3 separate regions of the Homo sapiens genome follow, and all the other regions are linked to region 1. A link is an interaction called in ENCODE POLR2A ChIA-PET data of the cell type or tissue named here. Cell type or tissue: MCF 10A. All regions are shown on one strand.

Region 1 (8,000 bases):
TCTACTAAAAATGCAAAAAAATTAGCCAGCTGCAGTGGCTCAAGCCTGTAATTCCAGCACTTTGGGAGGCCGTGGTGGGAGGATCACCTGAGGTCAGGAGTTTGAGACCAGCCTGACCAACATGGTGAAACCCCATCTCTACTAAAAATATAAAAATTAGCTATGCGTGGTGGTGGGTACCTGTAATCCCAGCTTCTCAGGAGGCTGAGGCAGAAGAATCACTTGAACCCAGAGGCAGAGTTTGCAGTGGGCCAAGATCATGCCACTGCACTCCAGCCTGGGCAACAGAGCTAGTCCATCTTAAAAAAAAAAAAAAAAAAAAGTATGGGAAGGGGAAATAGTATGCTCTGATAAGACACTTTTTTTTTTTTTGTCTTTTTTTCTTTTTGAGATGGAGTCTCACTCTGTCACCCAGGCTGGAGTGCAGTGGCATGATCTCGGCTCACTGCAACCTCCGCCTCCCGGGTTCAAGCAGTTCCCCTGCCTCAGCCTCCCAAGTAGCTGGAACTACAGATGTGCACCACCATGCCTGGCTAATTTTTGTATTTTGGGTAGAAGTGGGGTTTCACCATGTTGGCCAGGCTGGTCTTGAACTCCTGACCTCAAGCGATCTGCCTACCTCGGCCTCCCAAAGTGCTGGGATTACAGGCTTGAGCCACCACGTCTGGCCAGACCTTTCATTATACATAAGCACTCATTTATCACTAATTAATTTAGCTCATCCAGTGCCCAGTGATCTTTCATTCCTGTGACCTCACTGAATGCCACATAGCACCCGTCAAGGGCGTCTGTCCTGCTGAGTGTCAAGTCTGTAGCCCACTGGTGCTGCCTCCCCCGCCACATCCTGCTAACCCTCATTCACATTCACCACACTGCCCTCCTTTCTGTTTTCCAGTAGGCCAACCCCTTTTCTAGCTCTGGACCTCCTAGAACCCTGCTTAGAATGCTCCGTCCCAGTGCCTTTTCTGGGGCTCCATCTCCTCCCTGGGTCTTGACTGCAGCAGTCTTTTCCAGACCACTCACCTCCACACCTGCTCCTTGCCTGTTCTTGTTCATTTCTTTCACAGTACTTGAAGTTCTCTTTTGTGCCTGCCTCCCCGGTAGAACACAAGCTCCATGCTGACAGTGACCATTACTGTCTTAATAACTGTGTCCCCAGCACCCGGGACCCGGGTCAATGCCTCCCACAGAGTAGGTGCTCAGATGCCTTTTTTTTTTTTTTTTTTTTTTGAGACAGTCTTGTTCTGTCACCCAGGCTGGAGTGCAGTGGCATGATCTCGGCTCACTGAAACCTCTTGTCTCCCGGGTTCAAGCGATTCTCCCACCTCAGCCTCCTGAATAGCTGGAATTGCAGGTGTCCACCACCACGCCCGGCTAATTTTTGTATTTTTGCTAGCGATGGGGTTTCGCCATGTTGGACAGGCTGGTCTTGAACTGCTGACCTCAAATAATCCGCCTGCCTCAGCCTCCCAAAGTGCTAGGATTACAGGCATGAGCCACCGTGCCCAGCCTCAAATGCCTTTTGAATGAATGAATGAACAAACCCTCACAACAGTACTATAAGAACTAGATATTATTTGAGTCTGTTTGTGGATAAGGCTCAGAAAGATTAAATAATTTTTTCCAACTTGTAGAGGTAGTGATTCAGAGACTCAGATCTTCTGACACCAGAAACTAACTTCTATATACAGGGGCTAATGGCAGAGCCTCCGCTAGAAACAAGCTCCTGATTGCAAGTTCAAGATTCTTTCCCTGTGACAATTTTTCAGCTGTTACTCATGAATAAAAGAGAATTTGTCCTTTTTATCCTTTGACAGCTAATTTTAAAAATCTCTTTCTTACCCTGAGTTCCTAGGAAGTCTAAATTTGATAGTATTTATGTGAGAAGTATTTGAACCCAGAATAGGAGCCACACTGTGGCTTGTCTATTCCCGGCCTCACATGAGTTTTGTAAGGAAATGGCAAATCATAGTTCAAAGGAATTATTTCTGCCATGAGACCTGAAGGAACGATTCTTCAGGCGGGAGGAGGGCTGAAGTGCTCTTTTCCCAGACTAGAGTTTTGTGCAGAAGAGTTGCATGAATTCTCCCCCAGCTCTTCATGGCCCAGGACACGGACCTGCAGAGAAAGCTCTGGAGCTGATGTTCTTTCCAGGGGGTCCTTAGAAGCAGAGCCAAGAGAGAGAAACTGCTTCACCCACCTTCCTGCAAAACTTGAGCTTGCCAAGAGACTGCTGATCTCATAGCGCCCTCTTGTGGGCATGAGGGGCTGCTGCAGCCCCTTTCCAAGTCAAAGCAAGGCTCTCACTACAGCCGTGTTAAGTGGAGCTCTGTCGCCGGCAGGCGTGGCTGGTAACCTACAGCAGCCCTGGAGCAGCTCCTCAAGTTGTTCACATCTCTGCCTTCTCATTCCAAGCTCAAAAAGGGCAACGGTTTCATTTTGTCCCTAATGGGTCATAAGGCAAAATCCTAACCTTCAGGAGATTCGGGGGATGGAGGGCATTGCCTGTCACTGTGAGATTTGCTCAGGGATCCTCAAGTGAAAGCTGGGTCACCAGACTCCAAACCTCAGCCACGTCTGACCACTGTTGGAATCGTCTTCCTGGAGGACTATCTTGCAGGGTGGGCCTGTGGGAATTGGTTCCATGGTGCCCAGAGCTGTTCACTTCCTTTCCTGGAACAGCAATGTCAGTGTTGACCCAGCCTTGTGTAAAGCACAGCTAGCAATTCTGCTGACTCAGGTCAGCGTTCTGCCTGTAAGAATATATCAGACCGGGCGCGGTGGTTCACGCCTGTAACCTCAGCACTTTAAAGGGAGGCTGAGGCGGGTGGATCACTTGAGGTCAGGAGTTCAAGACCAGCCTTACCAACATGGTGAAACCCTGTCTCTACTAACAATACAAAATTAGCTGAGCTTGGTGGCACATGCCTGTAATCCCAGCTATTTGGGAGGCTGAGGCAGGAGAATCGCTTGAACCCGGGAGGTGGAGGATGCAGTGAGCCGAGATTGCGCCACTGCACTCCAGCCTAGTCAACGAGTGAAACACCATCTCAAAAAAAAAAAAGTATCAAATCAGACATAGTTCCTTCTCATAGGACTGTTGTGAGGATTAAAAGAGTTTATGAATAGACACAAAATATCTATGTTAGTATCTAGTACACAGTACCTATTCAGTAAAAAGCAGCTACTTGGCAGGGTGCAGTGGCTCACACTTATAATCATATCACTTTGGGAGGCTAAGGCGGGTAGATCACCTGAGGTCAGGAGTACGAGACCAGCCTGGCCAACATGGTGAAACCCCATCTCTACTAAAAATACAAAAAATTAACCAGGCGTGGTGGGGGGTGCCTGTAATCCCAGCCACTTGGGAGGCTGAGGCAGGAGAATCGCTTGAACCTGCGGGGGCGGAGGTTGCAGTGAGCCGAGATCGCGCCACTTCACTCCAGCCTGGGCGAAAGAGTGAAATGCCGTCTCAAAAATAAAGAAATAAAATAAAAGCAGCTACTTTCTAAATTTCTATTTTCTTAATAGCTCTACTTTTTTTCTGTCCATATCTGCCCTCCTGTTCCCTGCTCCTCTCTCTCCACATTCATTTTCTTTCTCTCCTCTCTCAGTCACTCTCTCTCTTTTTTTTTTCTTATGGAGACAGGGCCTTGCTCTGTCGCCCAGGCATAGCACCAGTGCAGTGGTGCAATCATAGCTCACTGCAGCCTCAAATTCCTAGGCTCAAGTGATCCTCCCACTTCAGCCTCCTGAGTAACTGGGACCAGAGTGCACACTACCACACCCAGCTAATTTTTTATTTTTATTTTTTATACAGATGGGATCTCTCTGTGTCACCCAGGCTAGTCTCAAGTTCCTGAACCCAAGTGATCCTCCCATTTCAGATTCCCAAAGCTCAGTCTCCTTTGACATTTCTCCCTTCTCAGGATTCTTTCCATTCCTTCTAGAATTCTCTGATGGAGCTGACTGATCTATCTGCCCAGGAACACATTTGCTTGTTCTGAATAACTCTTGGGTATTGTCCAGCACACTCTGTTCTTTTTCATCTACGACTCATCATTCTCCAGAAAACGGAAGGCACTGGCCCCGCCTCTCCACCCGAGGGCAGGTTAAGAGTGTATGGGTGCAAGTGCCAGTGGGTGTATGTGTGTATGTGTGTGTTCACACCCATGGTATGTTCCTAGGACGCCTCAGGCATGACTCAGCTTAGAAATGATGAACATTTAGCCCAGAGAGCTACTGCAACCAGGGGACATCTTGCCAAGCATTCCGTGGTCTGAGTGGGAGAAGTGGAGCAGAGATCTGAGACACAGAGGGACAGGCGTGTAGACACGACAGTGGAGCCAGCTGATGCCACAGAGAGCCTGTGTCGCATGTTGGGAATCTGGCCTCCCTGAGGCCAGTGACAGTCCCTGAGAGCACCCGCCCACTGACTCTTTCTCTCATGCTGCAGACCCACTCCGGATACTTCTCCAGCCTGTACCCCCATCACCAGTTTGGCCCGTTCCCGCATCATCACTCTGTAAGTGCCCCCTCAGTTCAGCCGCACCTGCCACTTCTCCTGGGGCTAGGCCCACTTGGCCCTTGGTGGCCAGTGAATGTTCACAATGCAGATCTTGTCTCCTGTGGTTCTGGTTTGTCCTGGGAGTGACACACCTCAAAGCCTGAGCACGCCAAACTCCCCAGCACCCGAGTGCTCTTGAGGTTCTGCAGAGGCCTAGGCCGTTGCTGTTGCACCTGTGGATGCTCGCACACCTCACAGGTCGCAGGAACTGCTGCAGATGGGCAAGCAGAAGGCCAGATGAGCACGTGCTGTTGGCACTGAATAGCAGAGTTTCCAAAGATCTTTGAACAAAGTCTAGCAAATGAGAATGTCATTTGCACAGACCCCACTTGCAAGGACCCCTGGCAGCCTTGCCCAAGAGCCTCTGCCTTTTGTCACAGGGTCCCAGGAGGGATGGTTCACCCCATCTTCCTGGAGCCAGTCACCGTGCAGCTGGGTCAGGTCAAGTTTAGTTGTGAAAATGCTTCTCCGGATACCAGATGTGTTGGGCAGCTTTCCATTCCCTCTAACAGAATGCCTTGGGGCCGTCTTCAGGCCAGGTATGTTTAATAGCTGTTTTCATTTCTTGGGTGAAGACACAGGAGAGATACAGATCACATTTGTATAAGACAGAAAACCTGCGATCAGACAGCTTTTGGAATCCAACAAATTGAGAAGCTCAAGAGGAGGATGCCCTTGATTATCACTAGCGCTGCCTGTGCTCAGGTCCCTTCCTCAGGCTTCACACCTGCAGAGCCGCAGGCCGCAGAAGGATCCTGTGCACCATTTTGGCCATTTCCTTGGGTGGCGGGGCCTTCCCACCATGGGGTTCATGGTAAGGTGCTTGGTACCTGTTGAGTGCCTGGAGGAGAAAGCCTGGTTGGAATGATGTCTTCTTTCTTGTCTCGCCCTCCCAGTATCCAGAGCAGGAGATTGTGAATCTCTTCATCCCAACCCAGGCTGTGGGCGCCATCATCGGGAAGAAGGGGGCACACATCAAACAGCTGGCGAGATTCGCCGGAGCCTCTATCAAGGTGAGGCTGCTCCTGACGGCCCTGTGGCCCTTCTACCACCTCCTCTCATCCCACGGCCCTTGTTCCCTCTCAGTCCCAGGCAGCGCCACACCATGCAGAGACAGAGTCCCACAGAGATCTAGAACATTTGCCCCATGACTATTCCCGTCCGCTCTCATCTTTCCTTTTCTTATTCCTTTACTGTTCAGCTAACCACTGAATTAGAAAAAAATAGTAGCAGACAACCCAACCCAGTCCTTTTTGTTTTATCATTGTTGTCCTCAAGAAGATAAAGAAAGGTTGAGGATTTTCCCAAGCTAAGGGAAGGGACTGCGGTGAAGTGATAACTTAGCAGGTACCAGTATGCGGTGCTTTAATGAGTCTCCACTTCACAGGCCCTGAACTACCAGAAAATAATGTGGATAAAAAACTCTTTGAAAAGCAATGATAAAATCATAAACAAAAGCTGAGGGTCTAACCCGATATGCAACCCAGCCTGAGCATAGCAACTCAGGAAGGACGGTCCTTGACTTATGGAAAGGCTGCGAATGCAGACGTGGCTGCAGCTCCAGGCCCACATCCTGCCTCCTTGAGCACAGTGTGGAGAATCATCAGAGAAGCTGAAAGGGGAGGATTATTTGCCCCTGGTCCTGCTCCAAGACCAGCTATCAGCTCTGACTCACGGGCAGAATGCTGAGCACGTCCCAAGCCTCATGAAACATTTTCGGAAACAGAGTTTTTGTTGTTACGCAAAATAATTTGCTACCATGGGACAACCCAGAATTCCAAATGAGAAGTCTCATGACTTGGAGAGAAAGAATGCTTACACTTTCTCCCCAGGAAGAGCTGGAATTTCTCCCACAGCAAGTGTGCTAGAGGAAAAACAAAAACAAAATATTCTGAGTAGTACAGAACAAGGGTTGCACTGAGACCATCAGAGAATTTCACTTTGGTGAATCATTTTCCCTCTCAGACCTCATTTATCTTATCTGCAGAGTGGACAGACAGGATGAGAGCCCTGAGGTGTGGGGGCCCTTGTGCCCAGCAGTCCTGCTGCAGGTGAGACCCCGGCCTAGGCACTGATAGGCAGGTGCTGGCCTGACCCCTGAGGGTGGGCTGAGTAAAGTGTGGAAGACCCCCTGGCTGGCTGCAGCCCTTGGGCCTTGCCCAGCTTTCAGTCCTGCAGTCTGAGATGCCGGCAGGAGAAAGGACCGTTTCAACTAAAAGGGGCTTGAGGGACCATCTCATCCAATCCCCGTCTTGTTCAGCAGAGAAAAGTGAGGCTCAGAGAGTGCCGGGACATGGGCAAGGCACACATGTGGCAGGGCTGCCTCTGAGATGGAAATTCTGCTGACTTCTGGGATATCCAGCACCTCCTGGGGCTCACCACTACAGCGCCTCTTCATTTACTATTGCCCATGAGGAGCTGGGGCCTAGGGAGTTTTCACTGGCTTGTCCAAGGCCACAAAGCTGAAGAATGAGAGAGCCAAGATTTGCCCAGGTTATCCTGTTTCTGGTCTAGTGTGTTTTTCCACCATATCAACCTAACTGTGATGCCAGAATCATTCCCAGCAGGGCCTTTAGGAAAAGAAGAGATCAGTCGCATGGGCTGCATCCCACAGTCCCAGGTCCCAGCAAGGTCGAATGGTGACGTGTCACTGTGCTCCTGGCCTCTGTGATGGGCAAAGACAGCAGTGCTGCGTCAGGAGGACAGAATGGACTCTACAGCTTAGGAAGGTCCAGACAATGTTTTTTATGCTGGGCCAACAATCTTTTCCAGCAACCTTCTACTTCCCCAGCCCCTGCCTCGCTCCATAGCATAAACCAGGGAGGCCAAATATTTGTGAAGGAAATTTCCAAATTTTTAAAATCAGTCAGCCGGGCGTGGTGACTTATACCTGTAATCCCAGCACTTTGGGAGGCTGAGGCAGGTGGATCACCTGAGGTCAGGAGTTGGAGACCAGCCTGGGCAATAGGGTGAAACCCCATCTCTACAAAAATATAAAAATTAGCCATGCATGATGGCGGGTGCCTGTAATCCCAGCTACTTGGGAGGCTGAGGCAGGAGAATCACTTGAACCTGGGAGGCGGAGGTTGCAGTGAGCCGAGATCACGCCATTGCACTCCAGCCTTGGTGACAGGGCAAGACTCTGTCTCAAAAAAATAAAAGTAAAAAAATCAATCTGGTTTTTGCTAGATTCCCTTTGTCTCAACAGGTCCCTGAAAACATCTGTCTCTAAAGCAAGATGGATGATCTCACTAACTCCAGAGATTCTCCCACCCCTAGTTTCTACTTTGCCAGTCTTTGGGGGCCACAATGAGGGGCACATTTGATGCTGCTGGGCAGGGAGAGAGCCTCACACTCATCCATGGGAGGAGAGCGCCCAGAGGAGGTGGGCTGAGCTAAGATCTGGGTGATGCACTCCAAGAGATGCTTTGGC
Region 2 (8,000 bases), 160 kb before region 1:
CCTCCCCCCACAGCTCTGGACTCTGCCCTCGCCCTCGGGGCCGCAGCCTTGGGGCGCCCCCCGTGCCGCTCCGAAGGCTCCCGAGGCTCGCCGGCTCCTTAGGGGCACCCCTCGTTCGCCTGGCGCCCCGGGCTGCTCTGAGCTTCCCCGCCCCCCACCCTTTGAGCGTCCCCTGTCTCACTTCTCCCCTGACCTTCCTGTCACCCCCTTTGTCAGGGTCCCCCCTTCCCCAAATCCAGCGTCTCTTCCTCCTCCCCCGGCCGGACCTTCTCTCTTCCAGTGCCTCGTGCCCAGAACCTCTCGCCCTCTGGCGTCTCCTGAGCCGCACTCTCCTTTCGAGCCCCCTCCCCACCTCGCCCCACGGCCCCCCACTTTTGGCACCCCCTCGGCGCCACCCTGGTGACCCCCTTCGAGATCTCGGGGCTCCCCCAGCCCCAGCCCTCGCACGACGGCACATCCCCTCGGTCCTTTCCCGAACCTCAGTCCCCTCTCGCTTGCTCTCTCAAGCGCTCCTATTTTTCTCTGAATTTTTTGTCCGATTTTATTGAGAAGAACTCGGGGCTGGGGGCTTTCCGCCGCCCGTCCCCCCGCCTCCCGCTCGGCCAGAAGCACCTTTTTACGAGGTGCCCTGTCTCAACTCGGTGGGGGCCAGGGTTGAGAACCGGGAAAGAGGCGACCGGGGGGCCCGCGAGCGCGCTGGAGCCCAGACAGGAGACGGAGAGCGACACACACACACACTCGCGCGCGCGCACTCCCCAACTCTCCCCAGCACACGCTCCGCTCCCAGCCGCGCGGGCCCCCGGGCCCCGGCCGGCGCCCCCCGAACCCCGGCCCGGCGGGAGCCCCTTCCCCACCGGCGTGTGGAGTGGGGGCGGGGCGGCGGCGAGGCCAAGGTGACACCCAGGAGCGGGCAGGGACAGGGCTGTCGCTGCGGCGGACTCCGGGGGGCTTCGGCTCGTTTTCTCGGGGCCACCGGGAGGAGAGGGCAGGGAGGGGAGCCCGGTGGAGCCTTCGGGCCCCGGATTAGCGGAATGGAGAGGTGGGGGCCGGGAGAGCAGCGGGGCCGCGCCAGCCCTGCAGCTTGAGTTTCAAATGAGCTCATCCTTTCAAATTGGCGCCGCTCTTTATTAAATTTGTTTTTCCGGTAATGCCACCCACGGCTATACCTGGGGTCCGACCCGGGCTCGCACCCTCCTCGCCTTGTCCCGAGACACGGGGCGCCCACCTTTCTTTCTACTGGGAACCAAGTTCGCCCAGCTCGATCCGGGTAGGAGACCCCTTGGGGGCGCCCGAAGGCGGAGCCCGAGCGTGGAGTTCCGTGCGTGCCCCCCCTAGACCCCCGCGGGCTTGATCTAAGCAAGGTTCTGAGTGCTTTAATTTCTGTTTTAAAGGTAAAGTGGAATTGCATGGGAAAATCATGGAAGTTGATTACTCAGTCTCTAAAAAGCTAAGGTAAATATACTTTGCTTAGTTTTTTTTTTGCGATTGGCCTTACGTATAAGTAAAAAACGTACACACAGCTTTAAAAAACGTGCTCTTGGTAGTTTTTAAAGGGGCTTTTGTTTGTTTTGTTAGTGGAGATACATAGTTTAGAAAGCTACTTTTTTTTTTTTTACTTTCATTATATAAGGTGTTTACTGTTCTTGGAAAATATCTGGTGCCTAATTGGGGGTCGGGGTGGCGAACACCAGCTATGTTCAGTTCGCTGGGACCCTGTAACTTGTTTATCAAAAATTGCCTCCCACCCCCACCTCCCGCCCCTACCCCCAGCAGAATAGCAGCAAATGCTTGTCAAGACTTCCTGTGAGATGTGAAGAGTAAATATTTACTATGTCAGCTAAATTGCTTAACTAAACTTAGCGATTAATTACTTTTCTCTTTTAGATAGTTTAATGTTGAATAGTAAAATAATTCAGTAAGGGGTCAATATTTTGCATAGCTTTCTAAAGAAGTGGGTTGTTTGGATTGGATGGCAGTTAAAAGCCGGACTTTTTCAGTCACTGAGACTACTGAGTATAGCTTCTGAGCATTTTGTTGTTGTTGCTTGTAAGAAATGTTTGCGGCTAAAATAAATACCCTTGTGAAATCTATAGTTATATTTAAGTGCACTGTTGTTAATGACGGAGTAACAAGTTTTGTGGAGGTTGGATTTCTCCACAGTGATTTGCTAACATGAGAAGAGAAGAGAAAACATCTTTGTTTAAAGTTTATTGTGGACTTTAAATTTGGGCCCTTTATTACTCATTCTAAATTTTTTTCTTCTGCTGTGTGTCGAAACTTAGTTTATATCCCATTCACATACATTTCTTCACCATTAGTCATTAAGTAGCTGGACTGGAGCTGTTCAATGAAGTTTTTGATGACCACCTTTACAGTTTATCAGTCAATAGTTTAACCACCTGATTTTTGTCAGGATTGAGTAGATTTTAAAACAAACTACCCTAATTTTATAAATACTTAGATGTGTTGCTGAAGGGATTTTTAAAAATTGTGTGCCACATTTCCAGATATGTTTTATTTTAAGTAAGCAACAGAATAACTTTTGTTTGCAAATAATCTCTGTGGCATATGAGAAAATTACTTAAATCCTGTTTTTTTTTTAATTTAAAAAAGGTGAGTTATGATTTGCAGTTTCATGTGTAATATTAAGCTAGTTCTTTCCTCTATTGGGAAAGATGTAACGTGTAACCAATTGGTTTTCAATAAGGTATTCTAAATTTGTATACTTTTCTTTAAAATAATATTTTTTGCTTGAGAAATCCAAGTTGAAGCTTTCTGATATATTAACTATTTACAACAAATATAAATTACTATCTCACAACACTTGAAAATTTGCAGAATGAATATATTGAACAGTGAAATAACTACCCCAAGTATTTGATACAGTATGTTTCTATAAATGTCTAATTCTGTTGGCTGTTTGCGGTTGTGAATACTTTTGGGGGTTATAATTAGTAAAAAAAAAAATTACTAGAATTTTATCTTAGTTGGTGTCTCATTTCATGTTGCAGTGTGCATTATTTAATTTTGTGGTATATGTGAAATACTGGTTTATCTAAAGTTATTAACAGCTCCTAAAACTTCTCACAAATGTACTACTTTTTATCTTTTTTCTTTCAAAATGCAGATTATTTGCTGTTAGCCGGAGTGTCATTTAAGTAATTTTGTTCTGTTTAAGAGTTCAGAATTGAAGGCATGTCCCCAGTTTTTAGTATAAGTTAAATAAAGAGCAATCTAGGATTTATACAGCCCTATTAGTTGATGATTTCTTTGAACATGTGGGCGATGTGAAATACCCAGGAGGTAGATTAAAATGCGCTGTGTATGATTCACTACACTGAAAATGTTTAACATTCCAAATGTATGCATAAGCTGCTGCTCTAGAGGAGTTACATCATTTCTGATTGGATGGTTTTAATTTTTTTTTCCTTTCCTTTATTAGTTTAAATGCAGAAATTAGCTACTTGTACTGCAGGCTAAGGGAGAGATAGCTAATGACCGGTATTGTGTACTGAGATCAGACTTCAGGGATGAAGCAGCTGTATGTTCTCATGTCCTGGACACTACCACGTTGATGGCTTTCTAAATCCAGGGTACTGTGACATTTGAAACCAAAGCTTTTATGTTATATGGAGACTATTTTGGTGTTCTTGTGTTGCATTTCTGTGAATATTAACAAGTTAGAAGTAAATTTGGCAGTGTTAAGTCAATTCTATATGTGGTTTTTGTGTTAGTTGAAATGAAAATGGGAAGAAAATAGTTCATCCTCATTGCTTGCTTACTTAAAAATCATTCAACAATTGAGTGCATTTTCTTTGTATTGTAGTGATTTCTTTGATTTCTCAAGAATTAGTTTGATTATCTGTATCTCAAATAGATTTTTTAAGGTTAATGATAGTTTGGGAGGAGATGTTTTTATCTTATGAAATTATTGGCATGCCATTTGCTTACCAGTTGTATCTTTTGTTAAATATTCTGGCATCATTTTATAATAGCATAATAGACTAGATGCCATTATTTTCTCAGGGTCACTTAGAAATAGAAAACTCTTTTCTTTTTGCAGCGTATGTTTTATTCTTATTAAATGCAAATTATTCTAATGTCAACCGCACATAAAGCATTTATTTCTCTTTGTAAGTTGGTTTCAGGCTCTGTTGAATAAAAGTGTTTGAATCTTTTTTTCTCTATTAATATTTCTTGGTAGTACATATGGTCAAATGTTTATTAAAGAGGAAAAAACTGGTAAGCTTTAAAATGCTGTTAAAAGTTTTGGAAACTTCCTTGACAGAAATTTCATTTTTGGTGTTGTTGAAGGTTAACTTAAAAATTATGTGTGTGTGTGTGTGTGTGTGTGTGTGTGTGTGTGTGTATGTGTATATATACACATACACACACACACATACTGCATGCCTTGTTTTGAACTAAGACATGCTAACTTGAATGTGCTTTTGTACCTCAAGTTGAATGATTCTGTGAGAAACAAAACTTTGAAAAATGCAGTTTCTGCCCACCTCTAGGAAGTAACTAAGTGGTTCTAGACATTCTTTCACTGAGATGGTGTGAATAGTATGAGATAGTGTAGGAAAAAGCTATGAATTTGTCTTTCATGAGTTAAAAATCAGTAATTGTGTTCACTCCAATGCAAATGAATTTGGTCTCCTATAGGAATGTTAAAGAAAACAGTATCTCAATTGTATTTTGCTTGTATGTACTACATTGTGTATGGTTGAATTAAATACCAAAAAGAAGAAAAAAACATCCAATCTCAGGCCCTCCCTGCTGCAGTCTTTTGCTGCATCAATTTTTAATTTTCTAGAAACAGAAATGACTTTTATTAGGTTAAAATTGTGTGGTACCTTCCTACTTCAAGAATTTGTTGACTTAGAAATTAATACCTGCATTTACTTACATAGATTCCATGTGTAGATATAACATATATTAACACAGAATATATATTAAACTGTAAGGTTACTTTTGATTTGGCTTTGGAGTTAAACTTTTAGTTTCCCAGGAAAAAAAAAAGTTAGTAATTTTTTCACATGGTGCTAGGTAATACCCTAGAGAGTTGCATATTGTAACCTCAAAGAGATAAGTATTAGAGTTAAAATAGAAGCAATACAGAAAAAAGTGAACTTGGTGATATTGGTTAAAAATTCTAGTTTACATTTTTAAAAGACTGGTTATTTGATGCTTTTAAATCATTTAATTAAATATTAGAAACCAATGAGATTTATACATCAAAATAGATTTTATGGTTTGCTTGCTTTTTTTCAATTCACCAAATACATAAAAATTTTAAATTGTAATATAACAATTTATAAAACTGTTTAATGGCTAAACACCTAAACATTAATTCCAAAAGGTGATTTGTGATATGTAGTGCAGCTGTCAAATGGTGCTTTTCATGTGTTTCCTTATACTTATGGCCAGGTATAAGATGACCAGTAAGAGATGTTCTAAGCATTTTGTTTTTTATTATGTTAACCTGAGATTATCGTTTGGTAGACAGAAGATGAGAGGATATTAGTAATATTTGTACAAAGCCTTTTATACTTGATGATCTAAAGTGCAATATGTTTTCTTTAAGAGAAAAAGCATTTAACTTTTAAAATATTTTTAAAAGAAGATTTAGAACAAATTGCATATCAGAATTATCATTTCACAATTATTTTGAGTAAACACATGGTTTTTGTGTTTTTTTAATGTGTGGAGGTTGCTCCAGATTTTCAAGTACTGTGTTGAGGAAATGTAAATGATTTTGAATTATGCATAAAAGGATAGTGACTTAGGCACATTTATTAAAAGTCAGAAAAGCTATGAAAACCAGATTTCTACAGGAACTGTTTATATATTTGATACTTTCAAGCTTTTCTAAATATTTGCTGTCTGTAGCTGAATCACTCTTCCAAGTCCTCTATGAAACCCTCAAAAGTAGATGAGCAATTGGTCAGAATTGTTAGAGGATATTATTTGAGCTAAATGTTTCCTCTCTCTGTTTCAGTGGTGTATGTGCAAGTGTGTGTATATGTTTTTTGTTGGGGACAGTTTCAGGTAGATGGTATGAAGAGGCAGCAGGAGATCTTTAATTGAACAACAGTTGCTCTGGAATTCAGTCTTGACAAGGCTCAAGAAAGTTGCTTGGTGATTGAAACCTGTGGCAAAGGGAATCCAGTGCAGTGATATTTGCCTTGAGTGATGAATAACTCTTGTAGGTGGTTAACCTTGTGAAAGCCAAGTCACAGGTACCTGGAGTAGGTTTTACAGTGAGCATGCTACTGAAAGGACCATCAGTGCAGCATCTTCCCTCCTTCCTTTTCACTTGGCTATCCCCTGTCACAAAAGATTCTGTGAAGGCTTTGATGATGTTATAAGCCATTTTTTTAAGTGTCAGAAAATTCAAGATTTGAATATGCACTTCCATTTAGAAATTCTATACTTTGAAAAGCAATATGGTATTTTGCATAACACAAGTGCTCTCAGTGAGTAAACTTCATTAGAAGAAGCGTTATATTGAAATAGTTTCTTTGGAGACTTAAAAATGTTGAATTATACATTTCAAAATATATTTTTAAAAATTATATTTAAACATCACAAAAGTCTTCAGTGTTCTTTTCAGTGTTAGAAATTAGTGGGCTTGGCTAAGCTAATTTTTAAAGAGTTCATGCTCTAAAACTTTCAGTCAAAAGCATTATCTCTCAAAAGCTATGATTAACTTCTTAAATTGAGAGATGGGAGTGTTCTGTTTAACAAAACATGCCCCCAGAATTTATTAGTAAAGTTTTATCCTTCTTATATTCAAATTCATGTTCAAATTATTTTGGGTATTCATTCAAAAGCAGTATCATTGAACAAATAATAGCAAATAAACAGCAAACACCTACCAATGAAGATAAGTCTTTCCTCCCATTTATCATCACCATTAAAACATTTTAAATCTTTTACTTTATAATTTGACTTCATGCTTACAAACTTATAATTTTCATTTGGTGGCATGGACTCTATGGGTTCTATTTTAGGCAGCAAAATTGCAGAGTGCTCAGAGCATTATTTTTAAGGTTTTACTTTTCCTGTTTTGATCATGGACTTTAGTCTGGTCTCTCCATAAAATAGTGAAGAAAAATTATTTTCTTTTGTAGAAAACTTCAGATTCTGTTGCTTGGCTGCCAAAGGGAAGAAGGAATACAATAATTATTTCTTTAATTTGGTTTAGAGTTTGATGGTATATTGAGATAGAATAAGTACAACAGTGAAAATGGATGCTTTTGCATTAATAGGAGGCATTCAAGCCCAAAAGCTAGCCCTGTTCCATCATTTGATAGTTATGTCTCCTCCCCAAGCCTCTGCTTTTCACTAAATAATATCTGTATTTTTGAGATACATTTTGTTTATTCCTCATTATTTATCTGTTCTACACTTTATTTCTTAAAATGTGAACATTCAGATAGGATTTTCCCATTCTGTTTAGTGTCAAGGACATTTCATAAATAAAGCAGATATTTTAATAAGTCTGATAAATGAAAATTAAGAGTTCTGATGTATGTTTTGAGCTTTCTCTTATTTACCCATATCAAAATAAATGTTGCATCTAATGACCAGAAAAATTTGTATGGGAACATTGCAATAAGAATTATATTTTCAGTTTTTCTTATTGTCATGTAATTAATGTGTCTCAAAGTAAGGATTTGCTGTAGTGGGAAGCTTGAATTTTTAAATTTTTGTTTTAAATGTGATCAGAAAGGTTGATGATTTCATGTATTGATATTTAAACAATGGTAGTAGTATTATCTCAGGGAGGAGTATTTTTTGCCTGCATCTTAATATTCATACAGTACTGATGCTGTTCCAGCCTCTTTGACACATTATTTCATTTATTCCAAATAATAATTTTGTGAAAAATAGGACAATTGATACTATCTCTTTTTTTGGATGAGGAAACTCAGCCCCAGACAAGCTTAATAATTTGTTTAGGCCACATGACTGTTAATTAAGTAGTAGGGCTA
Region 3 (8,000 bases), 58 kb before region 1:
TCTTCCAAAGCCTGAAGCTGAGGTTCTTCTTTGAAGAATGTCAGCTGTAAGATCTGCCTCTGAATAACTGGGTGAGTGGAGTGGGTTCAGCAGCATGCCTTCGTAGTGGCCTGTCAGTGTCCTTAGATATCACAACAGACCAACATCCAGTTAAGAGCTGCTACAAGCAACAAGCTTCATTTCCAGTGCTGTGCTAGAGGGCTCCCCTGGCTCACCAGAGCCAATTGTGTGCATCCTTTCCAATTTCCGTTTTGGTGATATCATGTTAGTAGCTTTAAATAGGCTTTGGGGGCCGGGCGCGGTGGCTCCCAAAGGGGCCGGGCGCAGTTGTGGTGAGTCGAGATCGCACCATTACACTCCAGCCTGGGCAGCAAGAGCAACACTCCATCTAAAAAATAAATTAATTAATTAATTAAATAAAATAAATAGGCTTTGGTGAGAGTATTTACACCACAGAAATTGGCAAAAACTACAGATTGCTTTATCTCCCCCTGCAAGAGCCGTTTTTTAAATATTTACCAGCATAGCACTGGATATATCTGTTATTCTAGTGCTCTCACTTAGCTGGTAGCCCTTTCTTATAGACCACGGCCAGAGACTGAAGACTCCTGGAAGGCAGGGCACAGGTTCAATGCACTGCTTTACGCTCAGTGCCCACAAGCTCCTTGTTGATGGAAGGTTGCCTGGGGGAGAATATTTTCCCACTTTCCGGGGGATTTCACTTTAGAAGGGACAGTCACAATTGTACATCTGCAGCTGTTTCCACACCAGAGTTTGAGTTTGTATTTATTCATGGCCCTTGGATTCAGTGTGGCTTGCTTTTCTCATTTGAGTTTGTTTCTATCAAGGCTCACTTCTTTATACTCCAACTTTTCTTCCTTCCTTCCTTTCCTTCCTTTCCTTCCTTCCTTTCTTTTTTGAGACAGAGTCTCGCTCTGTCACCCAGGCTGGAGTGCAGTGGCGTGATCTCGGCTCACTGCAACCTCCACCTCCCAGGTTCAAGTGATTCTCTTGCCTCAGCCTTCCAAGAAGCTGAGATTACAGGTGTGCACCACCACGTCCAGCTAATTTTTGTACTTTTAGTAGAGACAGGGTTTCGCCACGTTGGCCAGGCTGGTCTGGAACTCCTGACCTCAGGTGATCCACCTGCCTCGGCCTCCCAAAGTGCTGGGATTACGGGCGTGAGCCACCACACCCAGCCTGTACTCCAATATTCACTCCCCAGTCAACACTCCTGGTCATTTTCCAAGCTCATCCCTGCCTTTTTTCTGCTTAACTCCTAGGAATGTTCATGCAAATAAGATGAAGCACATGAAGGAAGAGCTCTGCGTAGGGGTGTTTGAGCCTGTTGCTGCAGCAGATTGCTAGTGACAGCCATCTTGTTAGCACCTTTATTCTAGCAAATCCAATCTGTTTTGTCTTTCATACTACTGTTCATCAAAGATATGCAGTGTCTTACAGTTTTGTAGAGCTTTGTCATGCCCCACTATCCTTATCTCACAAATAACTGGAATCACAAATGACTGCCCTGTGCAAATCCCTGCAGTGATCTCCCATAGCCTACTGTATCAGTGCAAACTCTTCACCTTATTAAATAAGGCCTCTGCAGTTATCCCCACTTAGTATTCATCTGTCTCTCCATTAGATGTACCCTATTTTCTCTTGTCCAAACACAGTCTGTTTCTTCCTCTGTCTGCTTCCTCTCCCCACCCAAGGTCATCTCTGACCATCATAGTCCTACCGCGGTCCACACTGAATAACACCTGGCAAGGCATGATTTGGGTCTGTGGCTTCCCAAGAATGTGGTCCTGTAAGCTGTAAGGAGCAGCTTCTTGGGAAGGTCTGGGAAGCCCAGAATAGCCCATCAAAATGGTGGTTCTTGACTCCAAAAGATACAGGATCTTACCTTGGTGTCACTTCTGCGCTGTGTTCATCCTCTCAGTTTCTCAGGTTTTGATCGTGGCTTTGCTCTTCCCTGCTTCCATTTTCCACTCAGATTTAACCCTACCCATCTGCCAGTTCCAGGAGGGAGTTTCTGACTTTCTTTTTTTTTTTTTTTTTTTTTTTTGAGACAGAGTCTCGCTCTGTTGTCCAGGCTGGAGTGCGGTGGTGTGATCTCAGCTCACCACAACCTCCACCTCCTGGGTTCAAGCGATTCTCCTGCCTCAGCCTCCTGAGTAGCTGAGACCATAGGCACGTGCCACCACGCCTGGCTAATTTTTTGTATTTTTAGTAGAGAGGATTTCACTATGTTAGCCACGATGGTCTCAATCTCCTGACCTCGTGATCTGCCCGCCTCGGCCTCCCAAAGTGCTGGAATTACAGGCGCGAGCCACCGCCCCCGAGCCTGACTTGCTTTCTGATAGAGTTACTGCTTTAGCCCTGGAACCACATCCCACTACTCCCTTGGTCTTAATCTTCTCAGCTTCACTATCTGCCCCACTAGTCCAAGGTTCAGCACATTTTTTCTGTACAGGGCCAGATTACAGATATATTAGGCCCTGTGGCCCATATGGTTTGTGTCACAACTACCCAGCGCTGCCAATGCAGCATGAAAAAAGCTGTGTACAATAGGGAAACAAATTGGGTGTTTTGATAAAACTTTATTTACAGAAACAGGCTTTAGGCTGGATGTAGCGCAGGGGCCGTAGTTTGCCCAGCCCTGCCCTAGTCAGATGCCTATTAATGTGCACTCCTGACACCGGTTCATGTAACTGGTTGCCAGCCTGAATATTTGATGTTCGTTAGTACAGCCCATGCAAGAGATCATGTCTGGGACATGCCCAGCTGGGAATGCACAGTGCAAAGCTGTCAGTGAAGTGAACAGAATATGCCATTCCTGTTCATTCTCACTTCCTTCCCTCCTTCTCCGCATCCCAAGACTGGGGTTTTTAGCCTTATAAACTCTCAGTGGTACCTACTTCCCACCTGGTGGACTTTCCTCATTAGTGCAGCCTGGGACATAGATGTGTCTACTTGTCCTCTGTTGAATCCAGGTGCGTTTGTGTCACCTCCTGCATTTGTGTACTGCACCATTTATTTGCCCCTTAGACAATTAATTTTGTATCGTTTCAAAGCTCGCTCTCCAGCTCCTGTGGGCCTGCTGTTTCACAGTCTTTCTCTTGGAACTCTTGTTTGCTGTAGATGTTTTTACAAGTTCTTAGCCATGGGCTTCTTTTCTTCTAGCCTTTACAAACCTTTTTTCTTGGCTCACAGATTACAGTCGCTCTATCTCTGACATTGAACAAAGATTTCTAAAACTTGAGTCCTATTCTCAGAGTAAACCACTCACAGCACAGAAATTCTTCCTTCAAAGGTTTTTTTTTGCTTGGACAGCTCAGTTCTTGCATCATATCTATGGGAGGAAGAGGCATCTGTTCTGTCCTGGAGGGAAGTCAGCAGGCAGGACTGAAGAACTCTCAGCACTGAGGAGAATCTTAGGAAGAGGCCATCTGGCCCCAGAGAAGTGAAATACATGCCAGAGTCACGTATCTGGGTGGTGGCCATGTGCCCGTTGGTCCTGATGCCCACTCTTTCTGTTTGTGGCCTCCCAATAAATAGACCGGGGTGCCCAGCCCTCAGGAAACCAGTCTCTCTCAGAGCTCCACGGCTGCCAAAGGCCTGCAAGAAGCCTGGTCAGAGACAGAGAGGACCCTTTACATTCAGATGATCTGAAATGACCAACATGAGCTGAATTGAGAGGCCCAGTTCCATGGGCATAAGGGCAGCCACTCCTGCTGTCTGTTCACTTGTTTATAGTCATCCATTGAGCATGTACAGTACTGGGTGGTGGGATGAGAAAATCACAGAAGGCGGAGTCTGGCTGGGCAGCAGAGATGTAAACAGAGCGTTACAACAGGATGTGATAAATTCCACGAACAAGCCACCAGGTAAGGGCTGTCGGAGCTCTGATCCAGGCTGCGTAGCCTCTCTTTGGCCCCTCAGTTAAGGTGAAATGTTAACCAGGCATGACCTGGAAATGAAGGATGTCCTCCCACTTCCATTCTGATGACCAGCCAGCGCTGACAGGGTTGGCTTCCTCCATGCACCACCATGGCCCTGAGTAAATACACTCTCCTTAACCAGATCAGGGAGCCCAAGACAGCTGAGGGCTGGTGCTGTGCTTCCCTACCTGCCCCCGAAGAAAAGTAGGAGGTAAATTCCTTACTGAGGACGTGAGTCTGGTGGCCAGCCCAGCAGTCTTGGCATCTGAGGAGGGCTACAGGATAAAGCAGCCCACTTCCCCAAAAGCTGTTCTTTTTATTGTTAGCAGAGACATAAGAAGAGACCTCTGAGATTTTCTTTGTTTCTGCTGAATATGGAAAGAGGGAGGGGAAAGAAAAGAGGGATATTCTGTTTTAACACAGAGCATATTTATAAGATTGTATTGTAGACCAAAAGGCAAATCAGTTACGTCAGTGTTTATTGGATAAATGCTGCAGAAAATATCATTAAAAGAATTCCAAAAATATGCTGGGCAGAGGAATCATTGTCGGAATAAGTAAATACTTTTCTAAGAGCATTACTTTGATGGAGGCCTTATTCGTGTGTACTAAAAAAATAAAAGTTCTGGTGTTTTTTTTTTTAATCATGTTATTCAATCATACCCTCTACTAACCTAAAACATTCCTAATATATTTAATGGATCTATTTGTTATGCTTTCAAGAAGTGTGCTAAATACCTGTTAAAAACAGAAGAGTATTAGAATAGTAATTGTGGAGATGCTTTTATTTTGAGATAAAGAGGCATTTAATTTGTTGGTTAAGTGGACCTGGCAGCCACATGTCAAAAAGAAGTGAGGAATCAGGCTGGGCGTGGTGGCTCACAGCTATAATCCCAGCACTTTGGGAGGCTGAGGCAGGTGGATCACCTGAGGTCAGGAGTTCAAGACCAGCCTGGCCAACATGGCAAAACCCCGTCTCTACTAAAAATACAAAAAAATTAGCTGGGTGTGGTGACGGGTGCTGGTAATCCCAGCTACTTGGGAGGTTAAGGCAGGGGAATCTCTTGAACCTGGAAGGTGGAGGTTGCAGTGAGCCGAGACCATGCCATTGCACTCCAGCCTGGGCAACAAGAATGAAACTCCATCTCAAAAAAAAAGAAAGAAAGAAAGAAAAAAAGAAATGACGTATCATCAGAAGACTGTCCTGATGGTGGGATATAGACAGCCACAGAACAGGGTCGAATTACACTTGCACCGCACATTTCAGAGCTGTAGAGTTCTCTTTTCTGAGGATGAAAAGTCAATAAGAAGAAAATATCTTCTGAGAAGAAAGTTAGTGCTGCTGGCTGTGCTTACCTGCCTCCCGGTGTTTACCTGGCGTGTACTGACTCTGTGTGGGGCGTGATGATTCGTGTCTGAGTCTTGGTGAAAGGTTTATCACCCTCGTGGTTTAACTCAGGAAATAGGAAGTCTTTGCCATGGGTTCTTGCCAGCCTGTCCAGCCTGCTCTCTTGCCTTTCCTTGGAAGCATTCTCTGCTCCTCTCAAATCAGAGGACTTGAGATTCCTCAAATTCCTGTTCTGGCTGCCATGCCTTTGTGTGCCTCATTCCCTTAGAATATCTTTCCCGACCCCTCTATGCTCTCACTTTTCCCATTGGCGTATTCTGCCTTCCATTCCTCAGAGCGTTGCTAAGGTGTTGCCTCCCCCTGGTTCCTTGCCAGGTTTCCCCTCCTGTCTGTCTTGCCCCTCAGGCACCCTCCATCATGGTGCAGGCTTGTCCCTTGGCAGTGCGGCATGTGAGGTGCACTCCCTGCCCACTAGCCTCCTGGTTGGGAGCAGGTGGTTCATGCTGTCTTTCTGGTATCTAACATAGTAAATGCTTGGTAAGGGTCTGTGGAATAAGTGAAATGAAATTAAGAAAGCCAATAGTCACCTGCCTGAATACTGAGAAAAAGCAAGGAAGAATTCTGTGAAGTTTCCCAGAGTGAATGGGATGGGATAGGTTGGTTGCTTTGCTTTTTGATAGGGATGGAGTCTTGCTACGTTGCCTAGGCTGGGCTCAAACTTCTGGGCTCAAGCAATCCTCTCGACTTGGCCTCCCAAAGTGCTGGGATTAGAGGTGTGAGCCACTGCACCTAACCATAGGTTCTTTAATATATGAAAAATGATCACCCTCATTTGTAATTAAAATGCAAACAAGATAGTATTTTTCACCTATGGATGGGCAGAAATCAAAAGTTTGATAGCTCCATGTTTTCAGCTCCCATGTTTCAGATACATGGGGAAATCAGCATTGCACTGTGTGTTGATGTTACAAATGCACAGCCCAATAACTGTTCCACTTTTAGGATTTCACTTCTAGGAGTTTATCTTCCAAGATATGCTCACACGTGCAAAGTGAGATGGATGGATGGATGGATAGCTAGATGATAGATGAATAGATATTCATTGCAGCATTTACTTACTTTTTGGAAACAGCAAAAGATTAGAAACATCTTGTGTCCATCAGTAGAAGACCAGTTTAATTATGGTACATTCATAAAACTGAATATTATACAGCTGTCAAAAAGAATAATACTACCCTATACTAAGTGAAAAAATGCATATACAGAGCATTAATGTTTGTGTTTGGGTAAAAAAAAAAAGGAATGTATTCATATATGCTTATGTATAGACTACACGGGAAGGATTTTTAAAAAATGAGTAATGGGACCTGGAGGACTGAAGTATAGATGTAGAAGAGAGAATTTTTCTATTCTATTCTTTGGTACATTTTGAATTTTGTGCAAAGAATATACAGTACTTGGGCTAGACGTGGTGGCTCACGCCTGTAATCCCAGCACTTTGGGAGGCCAAGATGGGCGGATCACCTGAGGTCAGGAGTTCAAGACCAGCCTGGCCAACATGGTGAAACCCCATCTCTACTAAAAACACAAAAATTAGCCGGGTGTGGTGGTGGGTGCCTGTAATCCCAGCTACTCAGGAGGCTGAGGCAGGAGAATCACTTGAACCCAGGAGGTGGAGGTTTCAGTGAGCTGAGATTGCGCCACTGCACTCCAGCCTGGGCAACAGAGCAGGAGTCCATCTCAAAAGAAAATGAAAAAGAGTATGTAGCACTTACTTCTAAAATATAAATTTATTTCAAATATACCAGTTGAGTGGTAGATATAGCTGTTCAGATTTGCTGAGATCCACAGAATCGCAATGTTAAAAATAACGAGAAAGAGCTCCATGTGAAATAAACAATTTTCATTCTGATGTCTCACCAGCACTCCCCACTCCCCTCAAACCCCTGCCTTTGGAGTCTATCTTACTTACCTGTTACCTTGACCATTGGATCTGGAAAGGGCCTTAGACAGTTATCTAGTGGTGTTGCCATTAAACCAAGCCGCCCACTGCTGCTTTTCCAATAAATGTGCCATGCCTTAAGTTTTCCTCACCTGCTGCTAAAGCATATTATTTTAAAAATGTGAAAATGGGCTTTACAGAGCTGTTTAGATCAAAGTCGCAATAACAAGTGGAGTATCCCTATATTACTAATTAACCAACATCTGAGTTATGGGCCAGAGTTCTGTTTCTATGCAGTGAAAATGTGAACTTTGACCTGGTGGTTTATGACAGTGGTACAGTTCCTTGGGTGCAGTTCTGGTCTTCTCATTCACAGTATTACACCAAGACACACACACACACATATATGTCTCTTGCACACACACACACACACACACACACACATACATATCTGTAGGGCAGGCTATGCAACACCCTCTATTCTGTTCATAGTAAATTTCATGAAATAACCTTATACTTTCAAAATCTGGACACCAGATATTGTACAAGAGTATCCTGGCAGTAATGAAAGTGTAAGCGTAAAGCTTCCTGTTTTAGGAGAGGGAAGAAATGGGTAAATGGAGGCTGTAGGGTCATGACACAAGTAGAGTCACAAACCCATTGTTTTTTGATTTGTAAGCCATCCAATTATAAAATACAGTGGAGTTTGTCACCTAACTTATTTATTGGGATGTTAAAAATTGTGACCCAAACAAAATTCAAGATT

What was found. Peaks named below come from ENCODE experiments on the same cell type or tissue, not always from the same donor. Only the 100,000 strongest peaks of a DNase experiment are listed, where the experiment ranks them.
Region 2: POLR2A ChIA-PET joins it to region 1 with 20 read pairs; 7 of 35 experiments call an interaction of 5 or more read pairs at or near these places.
Region 3: POLR2A ChIA-PET joins it to region 1 with 19 read pairs; 4 of 35 experiments call an interaction of 5 or more read pairs at or near these places.

Annotation. Positions count from the first base shown.
Region 1 is chr3:185,654,866-185,662,865 of GRCh38, reverse strand. It overlaps IGF2BP2 (insulin like growth factor 2 mRNA binding protein 2), which reads left to right. Exons shown (of 16, transcript NM_006548.6): 11 at 4,457-4,525; 12 at 5,464-5,580. Among named protein-coding and RNA genes, the nearest start is that of IGF2BP2-AS1, 54 kb to the left of the region's middle. In MCF 10A, a CTCF peak has its summit at 2,264 (motif pointing left); DNase peaks (open chromatin) are centred at 2,265, 4,125 and 6,265.
Region 2 is chr3:185,816,605-185,824,604 of GRCh38, reverse strand. It overlaps IGF2BP2 (insulin like growth factor 2 mRNA binding protein 2), which reads left to right. Exons shown (of 16, transcript NM_006548.6): 2 at 1,392-1,452. Among named protein-coding and RNA genes, the nearest start is that of IGF2BP2, 4.4 kb to the left of the region's middle. RefSeq lists an enhancer at 697-1,560. In MCF 10A, no CTCF peak of the experiment used is centred here; DNase peaks (open chromatin) are centred at 2,194 and 3,334.
Region 3 is chr3:185,712,753-185,720,752 of GRCh38, reverse strand. The region is part of intron 2 of IGF2BP2 (insulin like growth factor 2 mRNA binding protein 2); the gene reads left to right. IGF2BP2-AS1 (IGF2BP2 antisense RNA 1) reads right to left here and starts at 7,501. Exons shown (of 8, transcript NR_126326.1): 1 at 7,265-7,501; 2 at 4,169-4,312. In MCF 10A, a CTCF peak has its summit at 2,946; a DNase peak (open chromatin) is centred at 3,352.